2 separate regions of the Homo sapiens genome follow, and region 2 is linked to region 1. Evidence: read pairs that join two places in POLR2A ChIA-PET (ENCODE). Cell type or tissue: PC-9. All regions are shown on one strand. Each heading gives the region's core, and the rest is flanking DNA. Links, peaks and the distances in the headings are about the cores only. Region 1 has its middle 41 kb from the start of TGIF1. Region 2 overlaps DLGAP1 (DLG associated protein 1).

What was found. ChIA-PET counts read pairs that join two places held together with the same protein. Peaks named below come from ENCODE experiments on the same cell type or tissue, not always from the same donor. Only the 100,000 strongest peaks of a DNase experiment are listed, where the experiment ranks them.
Region 2: POLR2A ChIA-PET joins it to region 1 with 11 read pairs; 2 of 35 experiments call an interaction of 5 or more read pairs at or near these places.

The regions. Positions count from the first base shown.
Region 1 is chr18:3,403,122-3,415,769 of GRCh38, forward strand. It overlaps the pseudogene RPL21P127, a transcript of TGIF1 not described here and the pseudogene BOD1P1. Among named protein-coding and RNA genes, the nearest start is that of TGIF1, 41 kb to the right of the region's middle. In PC-9, for the core only: no CTCF peak of the experiment used is centred there; DNase peaks (open chromatin) are centred at 6,190, 8,330, 8,970 and 9,600; H3K4me3 peaks cover 1,829 bases; H3K27ac peaks cover 4,943 bases.
Region 2 is chr18:3,703,069-3,715,716 of GRCh38, forward strand. The region is part of intron 7 of DLGAP1 (DLG associated protein 1); the gene reads right to left. Among named protein-coding and RNA genes, the nearest start is that of DLGAP1-AS6, 56 kb to the left of the region's middle. In PC-9, for the core only: no CTCF peak of the experiment used is centred there; a DNase peak (open chromatin) is centred at 8,073.

The DNA.
Region 1 (12,648 bases), core at 1,904-9,903:
CACTATGATTGGTACAGGATGATAACCATGTGAAGACAGACACACACAGGAAGAATGTCATGTGACCATGTGACCACAGAGGTAGTGATTAGAGTTATGCAGCTACAAGCCAAGCACTGCTTGTGACACCAGAAACTAAGAGAAAGGCATGCACAGATTCTCCCTAGAGCTTTTGAGAGAGCATGGCCCTACCAACGCATTAATTTCAGACTTCCAGCCTCCAGAAGTATGAGATGATAAATTCCTGTGTTCTGAAGCCACCCAGCTGTGATATTTTGCTATCACAACCCTGGGGAATAAAAACAGATGGGAACAGATGTACCCACCTGTCTTTGTGTCTATGACATAGTACAAAGGGCATAGGCTTTGGGGTCCAGCAGAAATGGAAATTAACCCCAACCCAGTCAATTCTTTCCTATGTGACTTTACACAGGGTAATTAGGGTAGCCGATTTCCTCAGCAACATGATAGAAATAAGATCTTCATAAGATACAGGCATGGTGGTGCATGCCTGTAATCCCAGCTATTCAGGAGGCTGAGGCAGGAGGATAATTTGAGCCCATGAGTTAGAGACCAACCTGAGCAACATAGCAAGACTCCATCTCAAAAAAAAAAAAAAAAAAAAAAAAGATTGTTGAAGGCATCAATTGGTGATTGGTGAATATATGAAAGTTATGGGACACATAGTTTCTCAAAAAATACTAATTTACAACCTGTATATATGAGCTCATTTAAGTAGTCCGTTAATATTATTTTATGTGGTCAAGGAAATTAAAAGCTTTTTTTTCTTTTCAATAATTAAAAAAAAAATAGTATCTATAAATCTGAACTTCTAGTGACCTGGATGTTCAGTAACATTTTTGTCAGTAATGATAAAAAAATGAATTATTCATAGTTAATGGGAAATAGACAACCATTTTATTTATGTGCTCTACAGTTCTGTTCAGTCAAAGAAACTCTAGTCCCCTGGTTTAAAGAACACTCTGGAAAGGAAGTGTCCCACACAAGAGATGTGGTGGATGAAAACTCCCTATAAAAAGTTTATCCCTTTAATTATATGCTAAAAATATATATTTTTAGAAATAGTAAAATGATAGTCTTTCCAAGAGTACTGTAATGTGAATTATCCAACCTAATGACTCAGTTTAAAAGTCTGAATTATGTATTAGTCTCACTAGAAAGGGATAAAATTTGTCATTCAGTATGGGGGAATGACATATTATTTATGTGATCATCCTTCTGAGATCCCATTAAAATAATAGTAAAGAAATTAGGCTGGGCATGGTGGCTCATGCCTGTAATCCCAGCACTTTGGGAGGCCTAGGCGGGTGGATCACGAGGTCAGGAGATCGAGACCATCCTGGCTAACACGGTGAAACCCTGTCTCTACTAAAAATACAAAATAAAATTAGCTGGGCGTGGTGGTGGGTGCCTGTAGTCCCAGCTACTCGGGAGGCTGAGGCAGGAGAATGGCATGAACCCAGGAGGCGGAGCTTGCAATGAGCCAAGATCGCACCACTGCACTCCAGCCTGGGCAACAGAGCGAGATTCCGTCTCAAAAAAAAAAAAAGAAAAAAGAAATTAAAAGAGGCAGAATCTAAGGGCAAAGGTCAATTAAGAGAAAAGAAAGATCTAATGATGATCACCGATCATCATCAGTGATCTAAATCTTTCAATAAACTTCTAGAAGACAGAGCAGGAAGTGATAACTAGAGAAACACAGTGGAGGTAAAGGAACTCAAAATATGCCACTCAGGCTGGGCACAGTGGCTCACACCTGTAATCCCAGCACTTTGGGAGGCAGAGGCAGGTGGATCACCTGAGGTTGGGAGTTCAAGACCAGCCTGACCAACATGGACAAAACCCCGTCTCTACTAAAAATACAAAATTAGCTGGGCATGGTGGCGCATGCCTGTAATCCCAGCTACTCTGGAGGCTGAGGCAGGAGAATCGCTTGAACCCGGGAGGCAGAGGTTGCAGTGAGCTGAGATCACACCACTGCACTCCAGCCTGGGCGACAGAGTGAGACTCCATCTCAAAAAATATAAATAAATAAATAAATATGCCACTCTGGCAAATAGACTATTTTGAGTTAAGGGTCTTGAAAAAAACAGCAAGAACAAGATCACTCTGACCTTCCTACTGCTTATTAAAAGCAGATGATTAAATTCCTGTGTGACAAATGTTCTCCCTGTACCGGAAGGAAAATATCACTCTTATCATCATCAAGGACAAGAAGTTGAGGCCAAGGAAAATCTGTACCAACAAACCATGTTAGACTAATCCTTATCCTCCCAGCCACTTCTCTGTCCAATGAACCACCCTAGCTCAAGCTCCTTTGCCTTGTCACATTTTCACAATTTACTTTGCGTTGTCTACTTCAGTATCTCTGTGTTTATCTCTAACTGCCTCCTTGAGTCTCCATTCCTTTTTGAAGGCTCCCATGCCATGTAAAACTTGCATTAAATAAATGTGCATGCTTTTCTTCCACTGCTATAGCTTATGTCAATTTAAGTATCAGGCTCAGCCAAAAAACCCTAAAAGGGTAGAGATAAAAATTTTGCTTCCTCTATAAAGGGAATTTCAGCCAGAAGGATGCATGGAGAGACCATATCTGTGAAGGAAGCCAATCTGCCTGCAGGACCCAATGTGCACGGGCTCAGAAAATTCACTTCCCGCATTATCTTTTCTTTGCAAATTAATTGGCAATGTGCCTCAACAATACAAAAGAGTAAAGCAAGGAAAAGACACGAGGATCCAGGAAACAGTGGTTTCAAATGAGGTAAGTAATTAAGGGAAGTCCCTGGGTGATAGCTGTGTAGCAGATCAAGGCAGCAAGCAACAAAGGCCTTAGGAGGAAGTTATCTTGAGGAAAAAAGAGAGTTGAGTATTTTTCAAAATCTTACACTAACTTTGAGATTTTGTAATAATAGAAAGATACCAACAATACACAAATAAAAAGAAAGATAGGAGAACAAGTAGAAAGCCACCTTATTAGGATAATTTGACTGCAAGCAGCAGGAAAACCAAACCCAAAACGCTTAAAAATAAGACATTTACTATCTGACATAACAAGAGCTTCATAGGCAGGGAAGCTTCAGTTGACTGGTTAATTCAGTATCTGATTCTTCAAGTGCATAGGTTCTTTACATTTCTCTTTTGTTTTTTCTTTTTCTTTTTCTTTTGACAGTCCAGAGATCTTTTATCTTTTTAACACCTATGATGCCATGAATTCATGGGGAATAGGTTCCAGCAGCTCAGGCTGCTTCCCATTGGTTCTCACACAGTGTGCTTCTCTGGGTGGAGCAGGCTGGGGCTTCAGTTGAACCCAGGTGCCTTTCTCTTTGGCTTCTTTATTTTTCTGACCATTTTCCTTCACGCGTCTCAGGAAGCTATCTCAGCTCTTAGAGTGCTTAATATGCTCAATACGCACATTAATTCTTTTGGCAAGAATCTTGCCCTTGTTTGTTTATGCAATGCCAACAGCATGCTGGGGAACATTGTAGACTCTTCCAGTTTTGCCAAGGTAACACTTGTGGGGCATTCCTTTTTGGACAGTACCCATTCCCTTGATGTCTACAATGTCACCTTTCTTATAGATTTGCATATACGTGGCCAAAGGAACAACTCCATGTTTTCTAAAAGGCCCAGAGAACATATATCGGGTGCCTCTCCTCTTTCCTTTTGTGTTTGTCATTTTGACAAATTACTGGAAGATGGCGATTCCGGCCAAAAGGCTACATCTTTCTTTCTGCCATCTTCACTCATCCAAAGGCAGGCTCCCCTCACGGTGACAAGATGTACATGCTCTTTTAGGGTTCATATCCAACATGGCAGAATCCCAAGAAAAATACTCTATCTCCCTTAGAGAAAGGAAAACTTTCCAGAAGCCCCTAGTAGGCATTTTCTCCCATCTCATTGGCTAAAATTGTATCCTGTGCACATCTGAACAACTACTGGAAAAGAAAATGGAACCACTGCAGCAGGGATTGTTAATTGCCCCTCAATATCCATCTCCCCCTCCTTCCTTTCTATGATAGAACTTCTCTGAATTGTATCTCCACACGTAATCACCAAGCTAGAAGCAACTTTTCCCATCCTCCCTTGCACCTAGGTGTGGTCATGTTACTACGTTCTGGCCAATAGGATATGAGTGGAAATGATGTGGGCAATTTGTAAATTTTTCTTTAAAAGAAGTTGTGTGCTCTCCACTGGCTCAATTCCTCCATTCTGGCTAATATGAAGATTTGGTGGTAGTAGGTCAGCTTCAAACATGAAGATGAGGGCAGCTCCCAAGGAGATGACAGAGCCATGGGTAGAAGGAGCCTGGGGACCCAGGACATTTTCTTGATGCTCAGCCTCTCTATCCTCTTACACTGTAGGCTAGCTAGGAATTCTATCTGACAGAGAGGTCCACTCTATTTATTTTGGTGACTATTAAAGTAGTGGCAGGGGCCAGGCGTGGGCTCATGCCTGTAATCTCAGCACTTTGGGAGGCTGAAGCAGGCAGATCACTTGAGGTCAGGAGTTTGAGACCAGCCTGGTCAACATGGTGAAACCCCATCTCTACTAAAAATACAAAAATTAGCCAGGTGTGGTGACAGGCGCCTGTAATCCCAGCTCTCAAGAAGCTGAGACATGAGAATCGCTTGAACCTGAGAGATAAAGGTTGCAGTGAGCCAAGATTGTGCCATTGCACTCCATCTTAGGTGACACAGTGAGACTCTGTCTCATAAATAAACAAATAAATAAATAAAGTAGTGGCGGGTGCTGTGGCTTATGTCTGTAATCCCATCAATTTGGGAGGCCAAGGCGGGTGGATCACCTGAGGTCGGGAGTTCGAGACCAGCCTGGCCAACATGGTGAAATCCTGTCTCTACTAAAAATACAAAAATTAGCCAGGTATGGTGGCAGGCACCTGTAATCCCAGCTACTTGGGAGGCTGAGGCATGAGAATTGCTTGAATCCAGGAGGCGGAGGTTGCAGTGAGCCAAGATTGCGCCACTGCACTCCAACCTAGGCAACAGAGTGAAACTCTGTCTCAAAAAACAAAACGAAACAAAACAAAACAACAAAAAAACCCAGAAACTTCCTAAAGTAGCCAAAGCAATATCCCGATTACTGCAGTGGCCATGCTTCCCTTAGACCAATGGTTCTCAAAGTATGATTACCATACTGAGAGCACCAGCATCACCCAGGAACTTGTTGGAAATGTACATTCTTGGGTCTTGCCCCAGACCTACTGAATTGGAATGTCTGTGAATGGATCCCAGCAACCTGTTTTTTGTTTTGTTTGTTTTGTTTGAAACAAAGTGAGACCCTGTCTCAAAATAAATAAATAAAAGAAAAGAAAAAAGAAACTTAAAAAGAGAAGAGATGTAAGAAAATGGGAAGAGATAAAGTCAATAGGCGACATCATGAGAAATGAAGGTGCTAATTTAAAATCATAAATGCAAGGAAAGAGGAATTCAAAATAAGAACATAATTCTATTATTAGAAGGGGCTGGGTAAATGTGCATTAAATCTTCATTTTGCATAAAAAGAAAGTCAATAGATAGTTCCCGAAAATACTATATTAAGGCCAAACAAGGTGGTGCATGCCTCTAATCCCAAGGCTGTGGGAGGTTTGAGGCCTGGAGGCAACATAATGAGACCACCATTTCTACCAAAAAAAAAATTAATGAATTAATTATTTTGAGATGGAGTCTTACTCTGTCGCCCAGGCTGGAGTGTAGTGGCACAGTATCAGCTCACGGCAACCTCCCCCTCCCGGGTTCAAGCAATTCTACTGCCTCAGCCTCCCAGGTAGCTGGGATTACAGGCATGCGTCACCAGGCCTGGCTAATTTTTTTGTATTTTTTTCAGTAGAGATGGGGTTTCACCATGTTGGCCAAGTTGGTCTCGAACTCCTGACCTCAGGTTATCCGCCCACCTCAGCCTCCCAAAGTGCTGGGATTACAGGCGTGAGCCACCGGGCCCAGCCAAAAAAATTATTATTATTTTTTAAATTAACCAGGCGTGATGATGGACGCTTGTAACCTCTCATCAGGCTTAGGTGGGAAGATGGATTGAGCTCAAGAATCTCAAAGTCACAGTGAGCTCTGATTGTGCACTCTAGCCTGCGTGACAGAATAAGATCCTGTCTCTAAAAACAAAACAAAACAAACAAAGCTATAAAATACTGTATCAAGAAACAACTGCCAGGCACGGTGACTCATGCCTGTAATCCCAGCATTCTGGGAGGCCAAAGCAGGTGGATCACTCGAGCTCAGGAGTTTGAGACCAGCCTGGGCAACATGATGAAACCTGATCTCTACAAAAAAATACAAAAATTAGCCGGGCATGGAGGCATGCAGCTGTAGTCCCAGCTACTCAGGAGGCTGAGGTGGGAAGATTGTTTGAGCCAGGGAGGCCGAGGCTGCAGTGAGCCAAGATGGTGCCACTTCACTCCAGCCTGGGTGATAGAGCAAGACCCTGTCTCACAAAAACCAAAACCAAAGCAAAATAATACCTGCGTTAGCATATTGTTTAAGGATATGAGGCAATCACCATAAGAATAAAAACAGAGACGATTCAACTAGTTAAAAAGAATTTTCCCTTTGGGATGGGGACTGTGAGAGGAGAGCTATTGATTTTCATTATAAATCCTTCTGTACTATTTAATTTTTTTTTAACCTAGGGCATATATGCTTATAATGAACCATTGAAAAATTATGCTTTCAGAGGGGCTATACACAAGGTGGGACAGAGTCCTCCCGCTCTGAGAGTCTCTTTGTGAAGGTCTGCTTTGTCCAGGAGGGGGTCACCAGAATGTTTGCAGAGCCTCCGCCAGCCCTGTCTCATGAGGCAGCTTTACAAATGGTCGGATGGGACAGGGTCTCTGACAAAAGGCCCTCTCCTCATTGGCATAATCCTTTAGACAGCTGTACCGGGTGAATGGGAACCGCTCAGAGCAGTCTGTTGGCAGGCTTGCTGCTGTCACCTCTTGTAGAATTTCCTCTCGACCACCCTGCTCTCTCGTTCAGATGTCCAACACACAGCCTTAATGGGTAATGGATGTTTTCACCTGGAGAATCCTCCTCATTAGCCTCTCAGTTCTGACCAGGAGGCTGAATGTTCACAACATGGAAAGTCATAATATTTCAACAATCATTGGCCCCAAAGCACTTGTTCAAACAGTAATAGTAGTTAGTATGTTGTAAGAAGATCAGTTAAACCATGTCTATGTCTTTACATTTAGCTGGTATGTTTCCTCCTACCATACTGTCCTGTTTGTGATTTACTCTGTACCCAAAAGCTGATGTCAGACTCTCTGCTTTCAACACCAAGTAATTATGGGTGGAAATGGGGGAGGTTGAAGTGGTTTGGGAGTGGAGTGACATGTAAGGTAATAGCTTTCAGATCATTTCCGGTGGCGCTTTGGTGTGCTACAAAGATACTTTCATTGAAATGTCCCAGGGATTGGTCCGGACCCTGGATCTTACCTCACTTGAATCAGAGTAGCTCATTTTTTTTTTTTTTTTTTTTTTGAGACAGAGGCTCACTCTGTTGCCCAGGCTGGAGTGCAGTGGCACGATCTCGGCTCCCTGCAACCTCCACCTCCTAGGTTCAAGCAACTCTCATGTGTCAGCCTCCTGAGTAGCTGGGATTACAGGTGTCCGCCACCATGCCCAGCTAATTTTGTTTTTTTTCTGTATTTTTAGTAGAGATGGGGTTTTGCCATGTTGGCCAGTCTGGTCTGGAACTCCTGACCTCAAGTGATCTGCCCACCTCGGCCTCCCAAATTGCTGGGATTACAGGTGTGAGCCTCCGTGCCTGGCCAGCCCACTTAATCTTAAATGCAGTCTTTCACTTCATACAACACACAGGAGATAGGATGCAGCAAGTTAGAAAAATTACTCATACCACCTCCCAGATGTGCAAAGAATTTAGAGTGCATTTTCCCTATGCGTGCTCATTTAGAAGCACATCTGCTCCTCTTCACCTCCCAGGTAGCAGGGGAAAGGCTAGATTTAATCTTGTTACAATATTTCCATTTCTTCTCATTGATACAGGCTTGTTTCAGTGTAAACATTTGGTCCATTTGAAGTTCAACTTCCCACTAGTGCTAATGAAAATCTTTACCTGGTTGAGTAAATGTTTTCAGGTAAAATACTCTATCTCTCAAATTTAGTCTCCTCTTCCTCTTCCTTGACCTGGTAGAAAGGGCAGGACTTACTATATCCTTGTGATGCCTGTAGGATAAAAGGGTTCCTGAGTGGTATGTTGTCTCAGGCCTCCTCTGGTCTCAGAGGCAATGCCCCATGCCTGCCTGATTACTGTTTGCTCTGCTGCTGTTGGGGGGTGAAATTTGCTGCTGGGATCATTCGTGGCTTGGTCAGTGCCCAGTGGGCTGTCTTCAGTAAAGTCACTCCCTCTGAGCCTATGCCACAACCCCCACCAAAACTCTCCCCCGTTGGAGCCACACAAGCTCCTGCTGTCAAGCCCTCTCGCTCTTGCCCTCTGGGGACCCAAAAGGCCCCTGGTCCTCAAGTCAGCCACCTCTGTGTCTTCCTCCATCCAAAAGACCTGCAGGAGCTTCTGAGCCTGGTGACACTTGCTGGGGACCAAGACCATCCTACTCCGCCCCAGCCACGCTGCATGACCTCATCTCAGCCCAAAAACAGACATTGGGAACATCTGACCATCCATCCCGTTCCCCCGCTCTTTTTGGCTACCTGCAGTGACCCCAGCAGCAGGGGCGGGAGTTGCCTGCCCTCTTCCAGCCTGGAAGAGCATCTGTCCTACGCTCCTCCTTCCGGGAGTGACTCCCGCCCGCATCTCGGGGTGGGAAGGGTTCAGGAAACACAGACCAGCTTATCTTAAGGAAGCCTGGTCGGGAATCTTTCAAAAACACATCTGTTACAAGGGGGAAAGACACCTCCAGGACAACAGTGATTTGCCTCAGCGGGGCAAAGGCCAGGCCTGACGGAAGAGCCCAGCCTTCGCCGAGGGCCGCAGGGAGCCAGAGACTCGAGCCTGCGGTTCCAGCCCCGCCGCGGTTCCGGCCCCGCCGCGATCCCGAGGCCTGCGCATGCTCGGTGCTGCGCGGGGCTCCCTCCTTACCGCAGGAGCTCCTCATCGAGAAACCCAGGTAAGTCCTGCCCCTTCTACCAGGTCAAGGAAGAGGAAGAGGAGACTAAATTTGAGAGATAGAGTATTTTACCTGAAAACATTTACTCAACCAGGTAAAGATTTTCATTATTTTCATTAGCACTAGTGGGAAGCTGAACTTCAAATGGACCACATGTTTACACTGAAACAAGCCTGTATCAATGAGAAGAAATGGAAATATTGTAACAAGATTAAATCTAGCCTTTCCCCTGCTACCTGGGAGGTGAAGAGGAGCAGGTGCGCTTCTAAACGAGCACGCATAGGGAAAATGCACTCTAAATTCTTTGCACATCTGGGAGGTGGTATGAGTAATTTTTCTAACTTGCTGCATCCTATCTCCTGTGTGTTGTATGAAGTGAAAGACTGCATTTAAGATTAAGTGGGCCCCCAGGACCTGGCACAGGCTGTGGTTCCTTATATCGAGTGGCATGACTGCATTCCGGCCTTTGCCGTTGACTCATTCTTTGCCCTTGTCAAGTTTCCTAGCCTGAGTCGGTTTTTCCCCTTCTCGTTAGAGCTGATGATAAAACAGACTTACCTAGCCAGGGCAACACAGGGAGACCCTGTCTCTACAAAAAATAAGAAAATAAAATATTAGCCGAGTGTGGCGTCACACGCCTGTAGTCCTATCTACTTGGGAGGCTGAGACAGGAGGATCTCTTGAGCTCAGGAGTTCAAGACTGCAGTGAGCTGTGATGGCGTCACTGCACTCCAGCCTGGGCGACAAAACGAGGCTCTGTCCCCAAACACCAAAAACCTCACAAGGCTCTTCCAGGTATGAGATAATATATTGAATGTCCCTTGGTGAATTCAGAAATGCTGGGGATAAAATATATGTAAATCTCAAATACATCCGGATTATTAATAGTGTAATGTCTACAAAGAAATGCTCATTGTCTCGCTAGCATTCTTTTATTTAATAGAGTAAAAAAGAATGAGGATTTTTAAAAAATTAAATTCACGGAACTGTTTTTATGTTAAAGGATGGGAACATGGCTTATGAATATTTTTATTCTTCTTGGCCCTGCCCTTGTACAATAAAGTTTGCTAACTACCATTATCTCATTTGCCACTCATTAATCCAGAGAGATTTATTTAGAATCATTAAAGTTTCTCACCCCAAAATCAGGTTGAGATTTGATTCGAATTTTATTAAACCTGACATCTTTATAATATTGAAACTTTCAGGAAAATGATAGTTTCCTTTGCTTATTCGAGTTGTTATTTTTCTCTGAGTAGATTTTGGAGTTCTCTTCATAGAGTCTAGTATTCTTTATAAAGATTATTCTTGAGAATTTTATAAGGTTTTTTTTTGGCCTGGACGGTGGCCAACGCCTGTAATCCTAGCACTTTGGGATGCCAAGGCGGGAGGATCACTTGAACTCGGGAGTTCAAGACCAGCGTGGGCAACACAGGGAGACCTCGTCTCTATAATTTTTTCAATTAAAAAAAAATTTTTTTCTGATTACAAATGAGACTTTTCTCTCCTTCATGGTTTTAACTGTTTATAGAAGATATATCGTCAAGGGAATTATTTTTACAAATTCATTCTATGGCTGCCGTAATAAAAATAACAAGAGTGATACAAAAAGTACAGTTGTATCTTAAAGTATTGAGCAGTTGCCAAATGGCAGGCACTATGTCGTGGGTTTTAAATGTATTTTCTCAGCAAATCTTCACAATAATCCTATAAATTAATTATAGTTATTATCCTAATGTGTAGATGAAAAAACAAACCCAGTGAGATGACATAATTTGCCTAAGGTCACAGAGTTCATTACTAAGCACTAATTAATTCTCTTAGGTTTTCTAGATACACAATCGTATCATTTATACAAAATGACAGTTTTGTCTCCTCTTCCCAAGGCTGTGTGTCCAATTTTTGTTCTACACTTTACTGAACTGGTCATAATTATATTACAATGTTAAGTAATTATTCTCACTTAAATACTTCTAAACCCTTTTCCATTCAGTGGATATGAGTATATGATGCTGCAGTCAATGGAAATAATGATCACAATAATCCCTAACACTTACTGTGAACCCAGGCAGTCTGAGTCTAGAATTGATATTCTCATTTACACAACTAATTCAAGAGCTACTGCACCTTATTATAGCATGTTCCAGGCCACTCTAGCATGATCCACATGTTTCAAACCTTCTCCACCACCTCCCTTCAGTTTTCTGGCTTTGTAGCCAGAGTTCATCTCTAAGTCTAGCCCCAGTTGGGTTGGTGATCCTGTTTACCGTGAATCTAATCTTGTACTTTCTTATGACATACTTCTAGTAACGGTCCCTTGGCTCTACCCAGTGAACTTAAAGAGGTGACCCATCTGTGTCCTCTCTAGACCTCAGAACCCCATCCTATTTAAGTCCAGTTTCCTTTTACCAACAGATGAAGTCTCTCTCAACATTCCTTTCAAATATCTTTGAAAACAGAAAATAAGGAATTTCAAGAATTTTTTTTCATCAAAACCCCATAATATTCTATGCCAGCATGGTGGTGCACAGCTGTAGTCCAAGCTACTCTGAGGCTGAGATCAGAGGATCACTTGAACCAGGAGTTCAAGGCCAGCCTGGGAAAAGTAAAGAGACCTCTCCTCCCCATGTCTCTAAAAAATAAAAATATTGAAAGACCCAATGTCCAATGTCAGAAAGATCAAGGAGAAAGTGATACTTTTCTACACTACACTTCTAAATTCTTTCTAAAGGGCAATTTGACAATGCATGTAAAAAATTTTGCATATTCCTTGACTCAGAAATCTTACTTATTGGCCTCCTTCTCCTCCACCCCTGTCACCACCTCTGTCCTGGAGAAGAAGCCATATTTGGTCTCCCTCAATGGCTGAGACAGAGGCAACGCAGGCACCATGATCCCGGCTCTGCCTTCCGGCGACCCGGAGCTCATTGCTCTCATCCTGGAGTGGCTCAAGAGCCAGGCCCGTTTGGCAGCTTCTGTCGATGCTGCCTGGCCCCTGTGGACACCAAGCCAGCTTACCAAAACCAGAGGCAGAAAGCTGAGGGTTCGGTGTCCACACACCTGGATGAGCAGAACTGGAATCTTATGATGCGCAAAAGCCTATTGCGAAATGGTCAGAGGCAGAGTGAGATTCAGTCAGGGACATTGGAAGCTGGAGTAGACAGGGTTATTTCTCAGGCAGAGGATCCAAAATTAAACCACATCCTCAGGCCACCAACGGAAGGAGCAAGTCATGAGTTCCTGGGTGCCCAGAAGACAGCAATGGTGCCAGCACCCCCTTTAGAGCCCGCAGACCAGGACCCTCCAGCTCCAGCCTAGGGCGGTTCTCAGGAACATGCCCAACGCCTTTTGAAAGCTCTATTTAATTATCGGTGAAGAAGTGACTTTGGTTACATAAGAGTGCAACTTCAGAATGAAGATAGGCCAAGGTCTCACTGATTTCAAGATTTCGGCCTTGACTGTGGGCAGTGTCCAAGTTTGAATGGGGGGCAAGTTTGGCAGTGGGGATGTTGACC
Region 2 (12,648 bases), core at 1,615-9,614, 300 kb after region 1:
AACAGGTCATGAGGCCATTCAGGGAAAACAAGGGTTAGGAAGGAGGATGGGGACCCAGGCACATGATGGCACTAGAGGTCCTGAATTCCAAATTCCAGAATCTTTGAAGTGGTGTCAAGATTGTGTCTCAGGATCACCGGATATAGCTGGTCCTTGGGATGGAATGTGGCGCTGTCCTGACAAAAGACCTGAACTTGCCAACTGAGAGCCTTTGATTCACGTGCTCTGAATTTTATTGCATTTACTCCAAATGCCACTGGGCAGTTGTCCATGCATAGGCTGGAGAAATTAATAGGAAGGGCAAGAAAACATGAGAAGTATCATAAAGAAATACTATAAAGGACAAATAAATGAGACTGGTAGTGAACTAGACAGACACAGAAAATAGAGGACAGAAATTCCCAGAACTGCTTCAAGCACGAAAGTGCAGTGGCCCTGATCTCTGTAGAAGGAGGAGTGTGAGGAGGATGTGTGTTCAGAGGAGAGCGAGTGGCTGTTGTCCACTTGTTTCTTTTTAGAAGACGGAGGGATATTTGAAAGTTCACTAGATATGGACACATTCTCTGCATTCTTCTTCTCTTTTCGTTCTTTTTTGTTTTTTGTTTTTGTTTTTTAATTCTAGAAAAGAATTGTTTCTTATTTTCCTCCCGAAGATGCAACCAAATGCCCTCTTTTCTGGAAACATTTTAGTTGCAGCTTCACAGACTCCATTTACGGTTGACATGCATTCTTTCCCCTATGAACACACCTCAGCAGCCGCCAGAGGGAGACTTTCCACACACGGTTTTTGCGAAGAGAATTTCCTTGGAGATTACTGCACCCTACATGATACAAATTCCTCCCCACGTTCCCCTTCACAGGCAGGGCTTCTAATCTTGACAGTTCCCAGAGCAGCAGTCATGGCTATATCAGGCAATTATACCATTGGGAACATTAGGGCTGCTTTGTAAAACCATAAGCACCCAAGAACAGATACTTTAAAAAATGTAAAAACAAGACAGCAGTGACAGCAGAAAGGACACAGCAGCTGAGTCACCTCACTGCATTTCTCCACATCCTAGCCCCTAGGAGGATGCTCTGCGGGGCCCACGGGAAGGGCTGAGTGCCACATGCCAGGGACCCCAGAGGTTGGCAAGAATGGCTTTGCCTAGAGACCATGCTTCCTTTCAGGTGTTGCAGGGAGAGGTGGCAATTCTGTTTCCCACATTAAAGAAAAAATTGACCGGGTGTGGTGGCTCATGCCTGTAATCCCAGCACTTTGGGAGGTCGAGGCAGGTGGATTACTTGAGGTCAGGAGTTCGAGACCAGCCTGGACAACATGGTGAAACCCTGTCTCTACTAAAAATACAAAAATTAGCTGGTGTGGTGGCAGGCGCCAGTAATCCCAGCTACTCGGGAGGCTGAGGCAGGAGAATCGCTTGAACCCGGGAGGCAGAGGTTGCAGTGAGCCGAGACTGCACCACTGCACTCCAGACTCCAGCCTGGGTGACACAGCGAGACTCCATCTAAAAAAAAAAGAAAAAGAAAAAATTAAATTTCATGACTTAGTGAGAAATGGTCATTTTGGGGGTCCATTGCTTGATTTTTTTTTTTAAATCTTCTTAAACAACTCTGAATTAAAATGTCTGAGAGAACACAGTGACTCATGCCTCTCCACTTCCCAGCTTTCCAACTGAGCAGCCCACTGGGTTGGAGGTATCTTGCCAAGAGGGAAGTATTTTTAATTTGGGCTTTATCTGTCACTCAGCTGTGGTCATAGAGACTGGCAGGAATGCATGCAATTAGAAGAAGAAAGAACACCTTTATGATTCCATAATATTAGTATTTAATGCCTTTTGGATGTTTTGGATAGCAGTCTTGTGTAAAGAGACAAGACATGAATACATGCAAAAGCAAATGAGAAAAGTCAGCATTTATAACACTATATTTGGGGATTCCAGAATTGGGTAATAGAGGACAAAAGTGTGCATCTCTAAGGAGTTATTTCTGTAGTTCAGTTCACAAACTGCAGAGTGGAATAAGCTTAGCAGATAGAAATAAGACATTCAGTTTTTTATTAGAAGAGAAACACACATAATTTGGTAGGGCTATTTAAATTTTTGAGTCAAACGAATTTTGTTGGCATGATGACTTCAGCGAACCATCTGCAAGGCTATCTGAAAGGACTCTAAAATAAATGAAGGGATTATTCCAGTTTATTTTGTGGAAAGAAACATTTTCAACTTTTCAGGCTACTTTTTTTTTTTTTTTCCAGGAAACTTCAGGGGGTTAGAATGCAGTTTTGCTTTGCTCTGTATACCTCCTTGTCAACAGCATTGTGCTTGTATGGTGCAGTATTATAGTTGCAATGAGTTATCTGTATTTATCCCTTAAAAATTTGCTGGAAAATATGGAGCTAAACATATCATACTGATTTAGTCGCAGTATAATTCTTCATAAAAGGCTACTCTGCCCAAACCATCAGACCCCAAGGAGCATTAAAATATTGTTTCACCAAGGGCCCAGGACTTAAACACAATTCCAGACTCAAAATGTCATTTTAACTAAGGTGACCATATATCCCAGTATAATAATAATAATAGTAATTATTATTATTATTATTATTTTTGAGACAGAGTCTTGCTCTGTTGCCCAGGCTGGAGTGCAGTGGCTCGATCTCGGCTCACTACAACCTCTGCCTCCTGGGTTCAAGTGATTCTCCTGCCTTAGCCTCCCTAGTAGCTGGGATCACAGGCCTGTGCTACCACGCGCAGCTAATTTTTGTATTTTTAGTAGAGATGAGGTTTCACCATGTTGGCCAGGCTGGTCTCGAACTCCTGGCCTCAGGTGATCCTCCCTGCTTGGCCTCCCAAAGTGCTGGGATTACAGGCGTGAGCCACCGCGCTCGGCCCCCAGTATAATTATTAATGGTGCATTTTTTTTTTTTTTTGAGATGGAATCTCACTCACTCTGTCGCCCAGGCTGGATCGCCCAGGCTGGATTGCCCAGGCGCAATCTCTGCTCACTGCAACCTCTGCCTTGGGGTTCAAGTGATTCTCCTGCCTCAGCTTCCCAAGTAACTGGGATTACAGGCACTCACCACCATGCCTGGTTAACTTTTTGTATTTTTAGTAGAGACAAGTTTTCACCATATTGGCCAGGCTGGTCTTAAACTCCTAACCTCAAGTGATCCACCCACCTCGGCCTCCCAAACTGTTGGGATTACAGGCGTGAGCCACCACGCCTGGCAAATGGTGCATTTTTCACACTCAGTTTGGAAGATACAATAAATGGCCAGCATGCATTTAATACCAGCCCTGAAGCTTGCAGGGTGATGGACACATAAGGGCCATTGTGTCTCCACACTCAGGAACAGCATTGATGTGCTTAATGAGGACAGGCTGACTCCTTCCCTTCAGCCTTCCTGCAAAGAGCAAGCATCAACAGCTCCCGGGCAAAAATAAAAGGCCAAGGAGCTGGAAAATAGGATATAAATTTTCTTACCCAAAGCTTTCTCACCAAAGCTTGTAGGTATGAAAACGTAATGTTAGTCTGCAAGCATAAATGTTGATGTTGGAGATGGAGCTTATCGAAGGCTTGCACATGTGAGACTCTGAGTGACGTCAGTGATGTGTTGAGCAACATTGTGATCTGGATGCAGAGAGAAACTGAAGAGATGACAGAATGATCTGATACAGACCACAGAGAGGCGACTCCAGCCAGAAGGGTATGTTGACTTACTAGGGGCAAGTAAGCAAGAAACTTCAGGAAAGCACACAGCCCTAAACTAATACGTCCTGGTAGAAAAAAGTTTCCCCAAATGAGAACTTGACAAAGAGGTATTCAAAAGAATACCAACATCTACAAGATATCAGTGCCACTGAGTTTGGGAATGGGCGGAAAAGGAATTTTAATATGGAATTTAAGAGAAGAACTGAGTTCAGCAAGGGAGAACTGAATGACATCAAAGTATTACGCATGCAATTGTGGGTTACATGGAGAATATAATGGAGAAATGGGTTGTTAAGGGACTGATTAATTAGTAAGCCAAGATCTAGTATTTGTTTGCTTATCTCTTATTTACCCACCTGAACCCACCTATCTGAATACAGTTTATATCTTAATATTTCATGACTCTTGCAAGTTCTCTCATTGTACCTCTACGCTCTAAGAAAAGAAAGGGAGAAAGACGGTGGTGTGAAGATCTCTATCTTTGGAAGAGAACTACTTCTCATGCTTTTGATGGAAGCAGAAGAAAATGGACCCTAGACGGGGTGCAGTGGCTCATGCCTGTAATCCCAGCACTTTAGAAGGCCGAGGTGGGTGGATCACTGGAGGTCAGCAGTTTGAGATCAGCCTGGCCAAAATGGTGAAAACCCATCTCTACTAAAAGTACAAAAATATTAGCCAGATGTGGTGGTGCGTGCCTGTAATCCCAGCTGCTCAGGAGGCTGAGACAGGAGAATTGCTTGAATCTGGGAGGCAGAGGTTGCAGTGAGCCGAGATCACGCCACTGCACTCCAGCCTGGGTGACAGAGTGAGTGAGACTCCATCTCAAAGAAAAAAAAAAAAAAGAAAACAGACCCTAGATTATCTTGTGCATGTCTTTTCATTGCGCTTAGAATACTACACTGTAATCGTGGATATATTTGTCTGTTTTCCTGCATTGGTGCTGCGTTCCTGGAAGGTAGAAATCAGTTTCTATGAAGGCAAGGATTATGTCTGCCTGATTGAAAGGGGCTTCTTGGAGCTCTTTGGTCACATTAAACGGGCACAGGAATAAAGTTCTTCTAAAGAAGGGATGTTGGGGCCACTGGGTGACTTGGTGCTTAGGAGCAGAGGACTACCACAGAAGGAACCTCTTCTTGGCCAGGTCTGCAATCTCTTTTGAAATTCAGAATGACATTGTTTCATCCATGAGAAAATGGCAAAAAACTGCATACAACTCATCCTTTGTAATTCCTTTTTTTTTTTTTGAGACAGGGTCTCACTCTGTCACCCAGGCTGGAGTGCAGTGGCGTGACCCCAGCTCACTGCAACCTCCACCTCCGGGGCTCAAGCAATCCTCCCACCTCAACCTCCAGAATAGCTGGGACTACAGGTGTGCACCACCACACCCAGCTAATTTTTGTACTTTTCAGGAGAGACGGGATTTCACCATGTTGGCCAGGCTGGTCTTGAATGCTTGACTTCAAGTGATCCACCTGCCTCAGCCTCCCAAAGTTTTGGAATTACAGGCATGAGCCACTGTGCCCAGCTGTAATTCCTATCTGAGCAAGAACACACATCTGACCGTTGTAAAACAAAATGTTTTTTATTGTGAGAGCTGTGAATTCACCAAGTTGAAGTTCATATGGGGTGATCTTTACCCATTTTGCCTGAGTGGTATCAGGGGTGGAGGAGTCATGTCTTCCTACCCTAGCGCCCAGGATTCCAGCTTCTTGTCAAGGCTCCCTGCAAAGGACAATACAAGTGTCTCATTTCTGCTCCGTTTCCTGCCTCTTCCTCTCCAAGAGCACCTTCAGGAAGGGTGGAGGATGAGGGAATCTGTTTGCGATGGGCATCTGGACTTAAGTGGCTTTAAATTTTGGGGCACACTCTACAACAAGAATTTAAAAGCTTAAGTAAGCACAATCGTAAGTAAGCTAAAGCTTGGAAATGGTAATGAAGGAAAAGGATACAAAAGGACCTGAATTAGCTTTTTCTTGGAGAAAATAAATTGTAAGAGCGTACTTGACAGTACGCGTAAAGAGACTCCTCATTGTGACTCAGATATGACTTTCTGAAGCTTCTCTCCCAGGTGCACATTAGGTGGAAGGAAGAAGGGAGAGAGGACCAGGTTTCTTTAAAAACAGATTTTTCAGGGAAATCTCTGTCTGCCTTTGAGATGCCTTACACCTCTTCAAAAGCCTACAGTTTGGTTGAATCCACTCTCCAAAAAGACTGGGACAGAAAAAAATTTACAAAGTCTATTTGTTTAGTTAATTTATTCAACAAATATTTACTGAGTATTTATTATATGCCAGATACTGGTTATACAACCGTGGAAAAAACATAGTCCTTCCTTCAAAGTGCTCCTATAAATATACACTTGCAAATGATGGCAAGTGCTATGAAGAAAAACTACATAGAAGAACCCAAGTCCTGGGCCTAAATAAAATGAGAAAGCTGCCGTGCAACCTGACATGCACTCCAACCCCCTACACACCTTCCTTCACTCTGTGCTGGCCCAATCTGCCTCCAAATATTTACCGAAGACACCCCTTTAGGAGCCTTCCTAAGACTGAAGAATGTATTTTAAGAATGCTTCACTATACACCAGTAAACCACAGAGCAGTATTGTGCCAGCTCCTTTGATCTGATAAGCTTTGTTCGAATGTGAGCTGAACTGTTAGCATGTTTGACCTGAAGTTGAGTTCTCAACAACGTACCAGTAGAGTTGAAAGTAATTGCACATGTCCACTGTATACAATCCCTTGGTCATTTAGGGAGACAGTACACCAGGCTTTTCAACATTTTTTCAGTCTGTGCAGAACATGTACATTTGCACTGGGTCCTAGAGACTCACTGTAAAGCAGCAGTGCAGAAATTGAAGATTTAGCACATGGTATTGACATGAAAAGTCAATGGAAAAAGTAGGTTTCCATGCAAGACTGTGAACCCCTCCAGGGCAGGCACGATTTCCCCCAGCCCTGCACCCGGGGTTTGGCACAGAGAAGTGTTCAGTGTTTGCGGGACTGAAGGATTCAATAATACTTGATATTCCTCTTTTCTCTGCATTCCTACCGTTGCCATGCCCAGTTAATACTGGAATTAGAAGTAGACAGCATGGGCATAAGGGTATGATCTCCTGCCTCTGAGATCTAAGGAGCCCAGGACAGGCCCAAACCTGGTTTCCTTTATACATCAGTTCACAAAACTAAAACTCAGGTCTATAGAAGATGAATTACTGCTACTCCTACAGCCAATGAGAAGCACATTTAAAATAGGGAGCTGCTATTTTCTGTAGTGGAGGAAGTGATTCTTCCTGTGTGGCTACGTTTAGCACATATAGCTTGGGACATGGATGGATTTATGCTTCTCTGTGCAGTGGGCTCTCTCCATAAATACCCAATGGTCTTTCATTTTACACTAGGAAAGACAAGCTACCAAAACGGAACACTTCTCACACACTCTTATCCTACTCCTACCAAAAGGAAGGAATATTTAGGGAAAATGATTTGAGGGGCTGGGACTCAAGACTCCTTGTGATAAAAAATTCTCACCTGCCCCTGCAGATTTTTGATAGGGGCCCTACGTCATCCCCCGCCCTTTCTCCTCCACACCCAGCTTCAGGCTCTGCAGAGGGACATGAATTTGAATTTTTGTTTGTTTGTTAGTTTATCAAGAAGAGGTATAGGTTTAGAAGGTTAAAGACTCTGGTCTAATGTTCTCCCCACTGTTCCCAGAAAAGCTCCCGTCAAGGACGGTGTCAATGACTGTGGAGAGGAAAGCACAGCCCTCTTTTACTTATTTATTCCATATATATTTTTAAAGCATTCACTATAGATGTCACTGTTCTAAGAGCTGGAGGCATAGTAGTGAACAAGACAGAAAAATTTTTTGGCTGGAATTGAGATGACAAATACACAAGTGAATATTTAATTTCATGTGGCAGTAAGTGTCATGAAGAAAAAGTAAGCATTGCAAAGGACAAGAGATTGACTTGGGGCAGAGCCAAGTGGCCATGAGACAGAGATGTGAACATGGAGTTGGGAGGTGGAGGAAGGACTCCAGGCACGGGTGTAGGGGGTGGGTGGAAGCAGCGCCAGAGCCCTAAGGCAGGAACAAGCTCGCTGGGTTCCAGAAGGTCAGAGCTCTCCATGTGTGGGTCATGGTTCCCTGGTGAGTGTCTAATAAGTAACAGGTGTTCCTGAGAAGGTGGCACACAGAGGTCAGAGGGCAGGGCTAGGGAAACACGGGAGTGAGGGCAAGAAGAAGGCCAGTGCGTCTGCAACAGAAGAGTCCAGAAACACGACAGAGGAAGTCAGAGAGCCAGGAGGGGCCGCCCTGGGCAAGGTCTGGCAGAGACTTGGCTATAAACACGATGATCTCAGCCACAGAGTGTAAGAGGGCAGCACAAAGGGAAGTAAAAACAAAGCCAAGGGCATATCCTTGTTGTTTCAGGCATTTAAATCTGATAAGAACTTGATAACTGGAGAGAATAAAAGCTACAGCTTGATGCCCCTTCTGTAATGACTCCAGTGATCAATGCTTTCATCATGCAAGTGAATCAGATCATATCACTATGAATGATAAAAATTGTGTTAAAGAATAGCCAGGTAAATCGACCTGTTTATAAAATGTATATGCCCAATTAGTCTATTGGAACAAAAATAGAATGTAAAACAAAAAATAAAAATACCCACCTAGGTGAGACAACTTCAACTTCAATCACCTAAAAGTGGCTCACGTATCCCACCCAGATCATCAGCTGTGTTGACTGTGGTGAGGAATAAGACAGAAATCCAGCCGGGTGTGGTGGCTCATGCTTCTAATGCCGGCACTTTGGGAGGCTGAGGCAGGAGGATCACTTGAGCCCAGGAGTCTGAGACCAGCCTGGGCAACACAGCAAAGCTCCATCTCTACAAAGAAAATTAAAATATTAGCTGGCTCAGTGGCACCACCTGTGGTCCCAGCTACTTGGGAGGCTCAGGTGGGAGGCTTGCTTGAGCCCGGGAGATCAAGGCTGTTGTGAGCCATGATCATGCCACTGCACTCCAGTCTGGGCAACAGAGTGAGACCTTGTCTCAAAAAGAAAGAAAAAGAAAAAAATAAAAAAAGGAAGACAGAAATGCATCGGAGTATGAGGTTGTGGTTTAGGGATGGGGAGTGTGGGGATGGGCTGTGGGAAGGGAGGCATACAGAAATGTATAAGGAGGCATGAGTCCTAACAAACTATTCCTGGGTTCTGGCTAGAGGTATTTTTGTGACGATCACACTGACCCCGGTGGGGTGGCATGGGGGGAGCATGGCCTGTTAATGGCTAGAAGTTTGGGTTTTCTTTCTGCTCCTGAAGGCTGAGGCTGCAAACCCAGAACACACACTTACTGAGTGGGGATCTCACTGCACTTTTTGCCTTCTCAATTCTCCTTGAGAAATGCAGCCCCACCTTTATTTCTTGAGTGTTCTAGAAGAGGTGGAAAACAGCCTGGACTGTAGTGGGGGTCAGCCCAGCATCAGTGTGGTAGTGAGCAGGGGTGGACTTCGGGAGCAAGAGCAGCGTTTGCCGCGGGGCTTGCACTCCCAGCAGCTCACCCGTCTCTGTCCTGACCCTCCCTACTGGGCACGCAGGGTCTCTGTAGCACTTGGCCGAGGCCTAGATACCCAGGGTTTCCCACTGGAAAGTCTCACCTGGGGCTCATGCTTCTCACCTGTACCTGTTAACTCCCACAAGGCACTCCTTACAGAACACCTCATGGAATTATTTAACCTCAGTTATTAAGAGCTAATAGGGACCCATAGTGTTATTTTCTCCAAGTAGCGAATAAGCTCTGATTTTAAGCAGGCCCATTACAGGGAGACAATATGGTGCGTGAAATGGCAGTGGTGTCAGGGGGCTAATTACTGGGGAGCTTGTCAAGCCACAGAACTGGCCTGCTAATCATTCCTTGGCTTATTGCAGCTGACGTCATGGGGCTTTCCCACAGTGCATATGGGAAAATGAAGGAGGCAATCACAAGTTTTAGTTAAAGTGCTTAAGTTACTACTTTCTGTAGCTAGCAGGACTATAAGTTTAAGCAAGTGCACCGAAAAGATAGAAGCGGAATCAATTCACTCCTAACTGACTTACCCAGTTGGAAAGGCAAATTCGTGGGAGTGAAGTTGTTCTACTGGTACTGTTTCCTTTACAGAGTTATCCTTCAGATGTGTTCAGAAGGATGGGGCAGGACACAGTGAATATTTGCAAAAGCTCTAGTACTGGCCTTTAAAGCTGTTATTCTTTTCAATCAATCCTCATCAAACCCTGCCTTGGTGCAAAAACCAGATGCAGACTATTGGGAGATCTATATACACAGGATAGACCCTGAACCACCAACAAGTACAGCCTGGGTTCGTGTGGACTCAGGACCATTCTACCGTTTCTCTGTTTCCCTGCTTCTTTGCTGCTGTTCACAGCCGGATCAGCTGAGCTACAGTTTGCACAGCTGCAACTGATTGGACTCCCAGTTGCCTTTTCCAGAACATGCAATTGGTGCCATAATCTACAAAAGAGATATTAACCCCACAACTGAGGAGATTAGGAGCAAAGAATGATAAGAATGAGGACAAGGTCAATCCAAGATGGATGGCGTTGAAGGCCTGTGGACACATCGCTCAGATAACTGAAGTTTTTACAGTAATTGGAAAGATTTGTGCATGTGGGGGAGGCTTCAGTCTAAAAGGGGAAATGAGTAAATGTTACAGTGGCTTGTTAGTAGTTAGAAGAATGAGCATGTGCAAATTGCTGTTTGGGATCAAATTAAGGCATATGGTATAAGATAGAAGTATGCTCAGTGGAGGCAGAAGCAATAAGCGGCACATTGATGAATTATGCCTTTGCTTATACTTCTATTTTCAGAATTTGCTTTAGGTCTTCCACTTGATTGTATCTTCAGTAATCATAAGTATTTGGTGGTCCTTCCTCTGATATGAAGCGTGACACTTGTGTGATAGAAAGAAACATGTTTATGACACAGAGCACTCAGGAGAGCCTGGCGCACTGCAGATGTTCAGTGGGTGTCCACGGTGGGACTGCTGTGCAGAGTACTCACATTTGAACATATGGGAAATCCAAAAATAAAAGGTTTTGAGGATGATTTACCATGTTGGATTACATAGGAAAACAGGCAGCCAAGTGGGGACACTGTCAGGATTCCGCCCTATTCTGAAACACCCACATATCCTCACAGCATCGTCCGAGGATGTGCCCTGGGAAGCCGACTTGATCAACCAATTCTGTTCCAATGCTTCTGGAGGTACGGTGTTAACATCAGAAACAATTTCTTAGGAAAGAATTTTATCTAAGCACCACAAGTTTCTTAATCCCCTTTTTTAAAAAAACAATTTTGATTCGAAATTAATTCCAGGGGAGACAGATATGGGTGTCCTGTTCAGTCATATAATCCTATGAAGACTTTCCATGGAAGCAAAGCAAAACAACGTATGATTTTCTAAGACAGTTTAGGGTTTTCTGCTATGCAGCTGAAATCTAGAAGAGTCGTTTTTGGAAAGAATCACTACAAACTACATGCTGTTTTGAATAGTCCATTGTTTCTCAAACACAGCCATAGGTTGTGCATGAGTAGATGGATGTATAGCCCCAGAAGGGATGGAAATACAATCCCAGAAGGGATGACGGTACAACCCCACAAGGATGGAGATGCACCCCCAAATGGGAGGCTCTGGATAACACGTACAGTTCCTATTAATGTTCATGACAAAACCTAAGCACTAGGCTGAAAATCAGCTTTGGTTTGCTCATCATCTTGGGTTGAAAGCCTCCTGTTGCACACATTCAGCTTGACTGCCACAGCATACTAATAGGTTTAAAAGAATTAGCTGATTACGTGGTTTTTTTTTTTTTTTTTTTTTTTTTAGAGGGAGTCTCGCTCTGTCATGCAATGGTGTGATCTTGGCTCACTGAGACCTCCACCTCCCAGGTTCAAGAGATTCTCCTGCCTCAGCCTCCCCGAGTAGCTGGGATTATAGGCACGTGCCACCACGCCTGGCTAATTTTTGTATTTTTTAGTAGAGACGGGGTTTCGCCATGTTGGCCAGGCTGGTCTCGAACTCCTGACCTCAAGGTGATTTGCCTGCCTCTGCTTCCCAAAGTGCTGGGATTACAGGTGTGAGCCACCACGCCCAGTAAGGTTTTAAAATTCCGCAGACAACACTGCAGATGTAGTTTCTCTTTCTTTTAGATGAAGGCTTCACAATGCTTTGAAGTAACTTGTCCTACAAAATATGGGTTGGGAATTACCAGCCTTTGGTACTCTTGTCCAAGGCAGTGTAACCATATGAATGGAAGAAGCTCAACTGCTTATTTCTAGGTTCTCATTCCTGCCACATTCCCTCAAACAGAGAGTTCCAGAAGAACATGGGTCAGAAAAGAGAGAACTGGTGAGCATGGCTGTTTTTACTTTTCCTAAAGTTTCCCCTAGAGCTGTTGGAATGGGTGAGAAATGGACAAATGCCTTTGAGCTCTCTCTGGAAAAGAGCAAGAAAAAGGGAAGGCAAAGGAAAAGTCAAGGAAGAGGTTGGAGAAGGGAAAGGCACAGGCTGCAATGAATGTCACCAGCTAACTCAGTAGCACTATTCCTACTAGAGCTTGCACAGTGCTGCACTGAGGTGTACAGGTGTACGAGAAAGCATTATCCTTTGTTTCATTGCTTTGACACAGCTCACAATGCAAGGTTTCTTAATCCTCTTTTAGCGTAGGTTTGTCAATATCACTTTCTCTCTGAATGGATAACGATGATGATGATTTGCCATGACTCTTCACAATTCCACCCAGCACTTCACTTTTCCTATTTTCGAGAGCACTTTCCCTTTCTGAAAACACAGATGGTTTACACTATTATATTAGGTCGTGGCTGTGACAGAAACCTTTTTTTCTTACCATAATTGCTTGGGGAGTTTTTCTGGCTG